2 separate regions of the Homo sapiens genome follow, and region 1 is linked to region 2. A link is an interaction called in ENCODE POLR2A ChIA-PET data of the cell type or tissue named here. Cell type or tissue: B cell. All regions are shown on one strand. Links, peaks and the distances in the headings refer to the core of each region. The heading gives the core; the rest is flanking DNA.

Region 1 (4,399 bases), core at 288-4,287, 60 kb before region 2:
CCCAGTATCCTGAGGCAGGGGGAGGTTGACTGCCTTCCTTCCCATCCTGCTGCCCAGGGCGTGGTTTTCTAACAGGAGTTGAGGCTGAGTACTTAAGGCCAACACCAGAGTCCTTGGTGGCCTGGGAACTATGGCTGGAAACCTAAAACAAATGACAGCAGAGCACACTATCTATTATAAATGGAAAGGCTGATTTTAAGAAACGTCAAAGTCTACAGCAAAGTTGAGATGTAGCAAGGTTGAGAAAGAACTTGGCTTCTTTTCATTATCCTTATTTTTCACAGAAGTGAGGTGATTACATGGTCACATAAACTGCAGTTCCATACACAATTCAGCTTATTAACATCCCTCTGGACTTGATCGACATGGCAGGGTCAGGGAAGCCATGCAGAAAGGAGGGCTATGTGGGTAATGGCTGGGGTCACATCAGACTGGTCTGTGAAAGTGAAGGGCTCAAAGTGTGGTGAAAGCAAACAAATTAATGTCTATTTATCCTTTCAAAAGCCATTTTAAAACATCCATCTCCTATCCTCTCTTTTGGTACAATTTTCTAGAACTCACAAGTCCTTGGCCATACCAAAATGGAAAAAGCATGTTATCTAGCTGTTTGACTGGGTTAATTTTATGCAGCAACTCCCCAAGAGAGAAATGAAAATAAGTTCTCCATAGTGATGAGACTCCCGGGTGTCAGCCTCTGTTCTCTCTGTAGTCATTTTTCCTAGTGGTTTTTTGTTTTGTTTTGTTTTTAACCTCATCCTTGATGGCCCAGTGACTGAGGCAAAGGAAACCAGTGAACTTCGAAGAAATCTGGGGTCACCAGTCTTCTGTGGTCCTGGGAGCTTGGCATGGCTTTAAAGCTCTACTCTGCTACCCTCCTTCTCCTTCTCAGTCTGTAGGTACATCCTCTAAACCCTCACCCAGCTCAGGCTTATATGTTTTGCTCTAATTTATACTGCTTCCACCTCCAGCTCTGGTTGTACCAAGGAGTTGGCTTCCTTTAGGATTGCTGGGAGAATCTAAGATTCTGCTCTTCAGGGGTCTGGTTAAGTCTACACAGCCCTGAGAACCTAGTGTGTCTGAGCTGCTTCTCCCTGACTATTGCTCATCGGCTGATTCTAGCAGGATAGCACCAGGCCCCTCTGCTTTGGATGAATACAGCCTATAGTCTTCTCCTCACTTTCAACATTCAGGCCCCAGTCTTCTCCTCACTTCCCACATTCAGGCCCCAGGCCCTAACCATTTCTCTTTAACATCCTTTAATCTCATCTCCTCTTTCCCAGCTCCACTGATCTAGCTCTGGCTTCTACTCTTTACCTGAATCAGTTTAAAGAGCCCCACCGAAAGCTCACCCTACCATAAGTATAGACTCTATACTAGCCAGAATATTATTCCTAAACTACAGCTCTGATCATTTTAGTACACAACCCATTTCTCATGGCCTACATAATTATGGCCTACATAATTAAGTGTAAGAGATTCTAAGGCCCTTTTAAAAAAGCATGACTCCAGGCTGGGCACGGTGATGGCTCACGCCTGTAATCCCAGAACTTTGGGAGGCCAAGGTGGGCAGATCACCTGAGGTCAGGAGTTTGAGACCAGCCTGGCCAACATGGCAAAACCCCATCTCTACTAAAAATCTAAAAATTAGCCAGGCGTGGTGGCGCATGCCTATAATCCCAGCTACTCAGGAGGCAGAAACCGGAGAATCGCTTGAACCCCGGAGGCAGCAGTTGCAAGGAGCCAAGATCACACCACTGCACTCCAGCCTGGGGGACACAGCAAGACTCCGTCTCAAAAAACAAAAAGAAAAACAAAAGCATGACCCCAATCTACTTTTCAGCTTCATCTGACACTGTTCCTATAAACCCTCTAGCCCCACAAAGCTATTTGTCTTTGCTAAGCCAATAACTCTCCTCTTCCATACGAGCTGTTTCCTCCCTCCTAAAAGCCCAACGCTCACTGCTTGCTAAGTGCTGACTTCACATCCCTGCTTGTGAAGCATTCCTTCCTGAACTTCCCATCAGATGAATCCTTAATACCTCTCTGCAACTAGAGAATACAGGTCAGGTCTGTTGTCATAGGTATGTCACCATTTTGCAATTATGCTGGCATGGCCAATGAACTCTTTGAGAGCAGGGGCTTTACCATTCATTGTGATGCCCCACCACTACCTAGCACTTGGCCTAGGCTTCAGTAAACACTGAATGAATGTTCGTTAAAAGGACATGAAATCCAGGTGCCTTTTTTTCTGTCGGAGGCTCTGCACAATTCTATGTCCATTTCAGCAGGCTCTCTGGGCTCAAATCACCTTTTCTCCTTAGAGCATCCACATTCAAGGACCCTAACACATACCGCCCGAGTATGAACAGTCAACTGTCACCTTCCCCAAGAAGGCCCTATTTTCATCTCAAATATTAAAAACGCTACAGAACCTCAATGCACGGCTTAGCATAGAAATGTTGTTTTTGGTACCTGTTCATAAATTTGGGGAAGGGGACAATGTCACACTTTCTTCAAGAAAATTCAGTATACATTCCCAACACCACAGAATTCCTACTTTTGATGATGGTGGTGGTGGCATAAAGTACCAATAGCCTCGTCTTTTGAAAGGATCTGCCATGCTGCTTATGTAATCATTCTGATAAGAAACTTCACGTCGAAGTTCAGCAATTTCTTCTAAAACATTTTCAAAGCCTCCTTTGTTGTCTGTAAAGAAAAGTCATTCTATGAAATTGATATGAAATCACTTACTTCCTTTCTCAAAATATAAAAGAGATTCTAAGAGAGCCAATTAATTTTATCAGTTCCTCAAAGCTGACTTTCAGTCTGCCCTTTGGTAAGTCAAAAAAAGGCAAACTGATTTGTAAACATTATTTATTTTGAAATTACAAATACAAAACTCTTTTTTTCTTTTTTTGAGACAGAGTCTCACTCCGTCATCCAGTCTGGAGTGCAGCGGCCCAATCTCGGCTCACTGCCAACCTCTGCCTCCCAGGTTCAAGTGATTCTCCTGCCTCACCTTCCCGAGTAGCTGGGTTTACAGGTGCCCACCTCCATGCCCAGCTAATTTTTGTATTTTTTAGTAGAGACAGGGTGTCACCATGTTGGCCAGGCTGGTCTCGAACTCCTGACCTCAAGCGATCCACCCACCTCAGCCTCCCAAAGTGCTATGATCACAGGCATGAGCCACTGTGCTCGCCCACAAATACGAAACTCTTATCTTGGCAACCAAGTCCCCCAGTAACACACTTACAGAAAATACTCTTAAAATTATCTGATTTATTTTATTTTACTTATTAAGCTAATTACCACAGCTCTCTGAATCAAGCATGGACTTGATTTGTAACAGTTAAAGGTAAAAAACAAATGAGATGATTTAATTTTATGACTACAAAACCACTGCCAAAAATCAAAGCCCAATACTTTACCACTTCCAGTGAGGTCTAGTACATTCTGCAGCCTTGCAATCTCTGTCCTTTGTCGTTCCATTGTCTCATTCAGTTTCTCAATTTCTAGGACCTGTGAGTTTGCTCCAGTACCTACACCTGTTTTCTCCATCTCAAGTCGAAACTATTTAAAAAAATTACACATACAAAGTTGCCAATGAATTCATTCTTTCCCAAACACATTTATCCTTTCAACTTGATTATGATTCTATATTTATTTACACTTTCCCAGTGAGGAAACTGCATTACTTGGAAACTGCACCAAGCCTGGCACACAGTAGAGGATAAAGTACTTATTAACTATTGATTGCACTTCAGAATTCTTTGAGACATCACCTACAGTAATTTTGTCTTTTAGGAACTGATAAGAATCTGAGAAAGAGGAGGTCTCTGGGTACCAACACTGACCTGCTCCCCCTTCTGCCTGAGGAGATTCTGCAGGAGTTCGATCTCAGCTTCTGCTCGGGTGAGATCTCTGGCTGCTTGTGCTGCCTTTCTGCTGAACCTCTCTGCTTCCTGCAACTCCTACTGGGACAGAAGTATGAGAAAGGCACCACTGCTATCACAGGTTGTCTTCTTCATTTCTTCCTCTTGGATTGATTCTTCTGCTTTCATCACATTGCCTACCAGGCTGTCCATGAAAAGGGACATCCAAGCCCCACCTTCTCCTGTGTTGTTCCCATTGTTGGGCAGCCTGCCCAGCTCCCAACCCCAAGGTGCGGCATCAGAAAGAACAAAGGCTAATTTTTTTACTTTTTTACTTTTACTACCGTCTTCCATGATTATGTCTCTCTGGGCTCTCATCATTAGATTTTTGTCTCCTATGATCTGCTATCTTAATCTCATTAGCATTTGCATCCTATAAAGCACAGTAACAGACATTAGCTCAGTAAGGAGTCATACTATGAAGTAACATTTTCACATGACTGCACGAGATGAAAAATTTGAGATTC
Region 2 (4,344 bases), core at 1-4,000:
CAAAAATGCAAGCCGAAAATTTTCCATCTCTACTTGAAGTATGTGGTCAGACCAATTCTTAGATTAAAAAGTGATACCTTTATGGTCTTGATAGTCCAAAAGCATATTGTTTTCATCTGCAATCTCAACTTGCTCACACCACTGTCCTCCAGAATGAAAAGGTAGAGTCTCTGATCCAATCAAAGGTGAAAGTGACCTAGATCTCATATTGGACATAGATGATGGGATAGGAGAGTGAGATGATGATGGTATCTTTGCTTTGGAGAATATTTTTTGTTGAGAACCTTTCTTCATTGCAAGAATAAAGCCAGGTGTTCATCAAAACCTGTAAGAGTTTTCAGTATATTCAACAAGATTAATTTTTAAGAGTTATCAAAACTATTCTTTCTAGAACCTTCAGGTCTATAAAGTTATAAACTCAGAGGCCATAAATGCTAGGACCCATACTACTCCAAGCTGATGGAGCAGACACTGTATCAAACATCACTGATGACCTTGCCAGAGAGAAAAGGGATCTCCAGAGGGGATAGAATTGACACATGCTCCAGCTGGAAGTGTTGTCATTCCTGTTCTGTTTATTGAACCAAACTAGTCCCAAGGCCCCTTTTACCCACATAACGGGGTCCTAGAATGCAGGAAGCTGGAATATTTGGCAACCAGCAGTATTTAATACTGATGAGCACTCTCTCCTTCCTCAAAGTTTCTTCCTTTGGTTTCTGGGACACCGCATTCTCCTGGTATCCTCCTGCCTCCCTGGCCACTCCATGGACTCCTTTGCTGGCTTTTGTTCCTCCTTGCAGTGTAATTTAAACATCAGAACTCCTCATTGGTCCCTTCTAGTTTCTGTCTAATCTTATCTTGGACAAATTAATGCACACCCATGGTTCCCAATGCCATGTGTTTACTCTATTTAATTTTTTATTTTTTTTGAGACAGAATCTCACTCTTGTCGCCCAGGCTGGAGTGCAATGGTGCGATCTCGGCTCACTGCAACCTCTGCCTCCCAGGTTCAAGCTATTCTTCTGCCTCGACCTCCCGAGCAGCTGGGATTCCTGGCGCCTGTCACCATGCCCGGCTAATTTTTGTACTTTTAGTAGAGATGGGGTTTCGCCATGTTGGCCAGGCTGATCTCGAACTCCTGACCTCAGGTGATCCACGTGCCTTGGCCTCCCAAAGTGCTGGGATTACATATGGGTGTGAGCCATCATGCCCAGCCGATATTTATAACCTCAATCCAATCTTTCTCTGAGCTCCAGACTCCTATTTCCAATTGCCTACGTGATATCTCATTGGCATCCTACACTCAGTCCAGATTGAATTTATTTACCCCGTTCCTCCTCTCACTCTCCTTTTCGTCTTCCAGTGTTCCCTAAATACTGAACACTGCTCGCTGGAATAAGCCAAAAACCTGGGAGTCATTCCTGACACCTCCCTCTTCCCTTGTCCCATACTCAGTCAATCGCTAAATCCTGTTAATTCTTACTCCCAAATAACCTCTCAAATTAAGTCTGCTTCTTTCCATTTTCACTCTCACGCACTCTAATCCAAGCCCTCATCAAACTACTATAACAGCTTCTAACTGATCTGTCTACAAGCTCTCTTGCCTTATTCTTCCATCATTACATTGCAGTCAGATAGCCAGAGTGATCTATTTAAAAAGTAAATCCAGTCCAGGAGCGGTGGCTCATGCCTATAATCCCCGCACTTTGGGAGGCCGAGTCAGGTGGATCATCTGAGGTCAGGAGTTTGAGACCAGCCTGGCCAACATGGCAAAACCCCGTCTCTACTAGAAATACAAAAATTAGCTAGGTGTGGTGGCATGCACCTGTAATCCCAGCTACTTGGGGTCGAGGGGAGGAGGCTGAGGCAACAGAATCTCTTGAACCCAGGAGGCAGAAGCTGCAGTGAGCCTAGATCGCGCCACTGCAGTCCAGCCTGGGAAACAGAGCGAGACTCCATCTCAGGAAAAAAAAAAAAAAAAAAAAAAGTAAATCCAGCAGTCTGTAATGAAGGAAATCTTTACCATGACCTACAAGGTGGTCCCCCATGATCTGTCCCTATTGCTCTAGATTCACCTCTGTCATTCGTTCCCTCAATTGTGGGCTCCAGTCACACTGGCCTCCTCACAGTAATAATAATGCTTGATCTCATTCTTTTTACCATGTTAATTTGTAGTCTTCCTTCAGAGATCAGCTCAACTGTTGCTTCTTCAGGAAAGCCTCCAGTGCAGGGCAGATGAAGTGAAGTCCCCGGTTCTATACTCTCAATGAATTTGTATTTTTTCCTCACATAATCAGTTTGAAATTACACATTTATGTCATTTTGCTTAACATTTGTCTCCATTCTGAACTGTATGCTCCACGAGAGCCTGTCTGTTTTGTTTACACTGTCTCCCGAGTCTAGCATAGTGCCTGGTACCTAGCAGGAACTCAATACATATTTGTTGAATAAATGAATGAATAGAGTTATCTTCCAGTCATCCCTCTCCATCGTCCAACAATATTGATTCTATCTCCAAAATATTTTGAAATTCGTCTCTATCCATCGTCACAGCTACTGCCCTAGATTCAACTTTTATCCTCTCTTGCTTAGACTATTAAGATACTCTCAGAACCACCTTCCTTCCAGTTCTCCTTTATCCTCAATCCATCCTCTACCTTTGACCCACTTATATAATAAAAACAAAAGAAATGTAATGGTTCCCAATGCCTATGAGTCTAAACATTTTGGCACCATGCACTACAAACAGGACTCATCACAGTCTGGCCCAAACTTTCTGGCCTCCCCACCACATACCATTGCTCTAGTCATCTTTTTGTCATTGCCTGAACACATCATGAGTTTTTGCTCATGAAATTCCCTTTCCTTAAAGGGAATTCGTTAAAGGGAATTAAACATCCTCTTATTTCTCTCAACCAATTAAACTGTTACTTTTCTTGTGAAGACTTTCCAGAAATCTACTTTCTTCCTACAGAATGAATCCTCCCTGTTTATTACACTGAATATACCTACTATATATCTTTTGCTTGCTCAGAATGTAACAACCACAAGTGGAGAAGTAATCTCTGAATTCCCAGCAGCTCCATGGTGTCTAGGTCATGAATACATCTAACATCTTATAACTAGAATTCACCCTGTTTAAAAACCATACTTTCAACAGTGTGCTCTTTCATGCATGTGCTCTCTCTCTCTCTCTGTATGCATATTTTTTATTGCAATGTATCATACATAAAGTACATAAATCATAAGTGTATATAGCTTCATGAATTTCTATGCAGTGAACACAAGCTATGTAATCAGCATCCAGGTAAAGAAACAGAATATTTCCAGAATCCCAGAAGTCGTCTCATGCCCCCTTCCAGTCACTAACTCCCACACATGGGGAATCACCATCCTGACTTCCAACACCAGAGATTTTTGAACTATTTTTGAACTTTAGAGAAATGAAACCATAAAATATCTTTTAAATCTGCCTTTTTTGTTAAATATCGTTTCTGAAATCCATTCATATTTGTCTCATGCTATATGAAAAACATCTGATCACTTCAAACTTCAGTGTCTACTATTCTTATTTACAAAATCAATTTTATTGAAGTATAGATCTTCCAGAAGGAACTAAAGCATTTGTTAATGAAAGAGACCTTGGTCAAATTCCTTTAAATGTTTTCATATAAAAATATTTCTTTTCCTATATGAAAGAAAGGTAAAGTTCATGACCATTAAGGCTCAGAATGGTTTAGCACTGTGACTTGATTAGTCCTTAAAAATTACATCCTCAGCCGGGCATAGTGGCTCATGCCTGTAATCCCAGCACTTTGAGAGGCTGAGGCGGGCAGATCACGAGGTCAGGAGATCGAGACCATCCTGGCTAACATGGTGAAACCCCGTCTCTACTAAAAATACAAAACATTAGCCAGGCGTGGTGGCAAGCGCCAGGAATCCCAGGTGCTCAGGAGGTCAAGGCAGAAGAATAGCTTGAACCTGGGAGGCGGAGCTTGCAGTGAGCCAAGATCGCGCCACTGCACTCCAGCCTGGGTGACAAAGCGAGACTCCATCTCACAAAAAAAAAAAAAATGACATCCTCTTCTATCCTAGGCATACAGTGTGCTGTGCCTACAGTGTGCGTACAGTATATAGCACACTGTAGGCCTCGAACAGAGCCTAGCAAATGGTAAATAATTAACATTTATTGAATGAGTTAATCATAAATAACATAAAATGTAAAATGTACTAGTTAGTATCTCAACAAAAAATGTCTGCATGAGCAATACTAGTCCTTAACATCAAGAGTCCTACATTTGCAAGGTTAGGTGTATGCAAAAATGATTTTCATGATACACAGTT

Evidence for each region. ChIA-PET counts read pairs that join two places held together with the same protein. Peaks named below come from ENCODE experiments on the same cell type or tissue, not always from the same donor. Only the 100,000 strongest peaks of a DNase experiment are listed, where the experiment ranks them.
Region 1: POLR2A ChIA-PET joins it to region 2 with 8 read pairs; 7 of 35 experiments call an interaction of 5 or more read pairs at or near these places.

What each region holds. Positions count from the first base shown.
Region 1 is chr9:121,144,415-121,148,813 of GRCh38, reverse strand. It overlaps CNTRL (centriolin), which reads right to left. Exons shown (of 44, transcript NM_007018.6): 21 at 3,855-3,971; 22 at 3,429-3,570; 23 at 2,558-2,706; 24 at 1-142. Among named protein-coding and RNA genes, the nearest start is that of RAB14, 55 kb to the left of the region's middle. In B cell, for the core only: no CTCF peak of the experiment used is centred there; no DNase peak of the experiment used is centred there.
Region 2 is chr9:121,084,277-121,088,620 of GRCh38, reverse strand. CNTRL (centriolin) reads right to left here. Exons shown (of 44, transcript NM_007018.6): 3 at 78-325. The coding sequence starts at 294. Among named protein-coding and RNA genes, the nearest start is that of CNTRL, 11 kb to the right of the region's middle. In B cell, for the core only: no CTCF peak of the experiment used is centred there; no DNase peak of the experiment used is centred there; H3K27ac peaks cover 813 bases.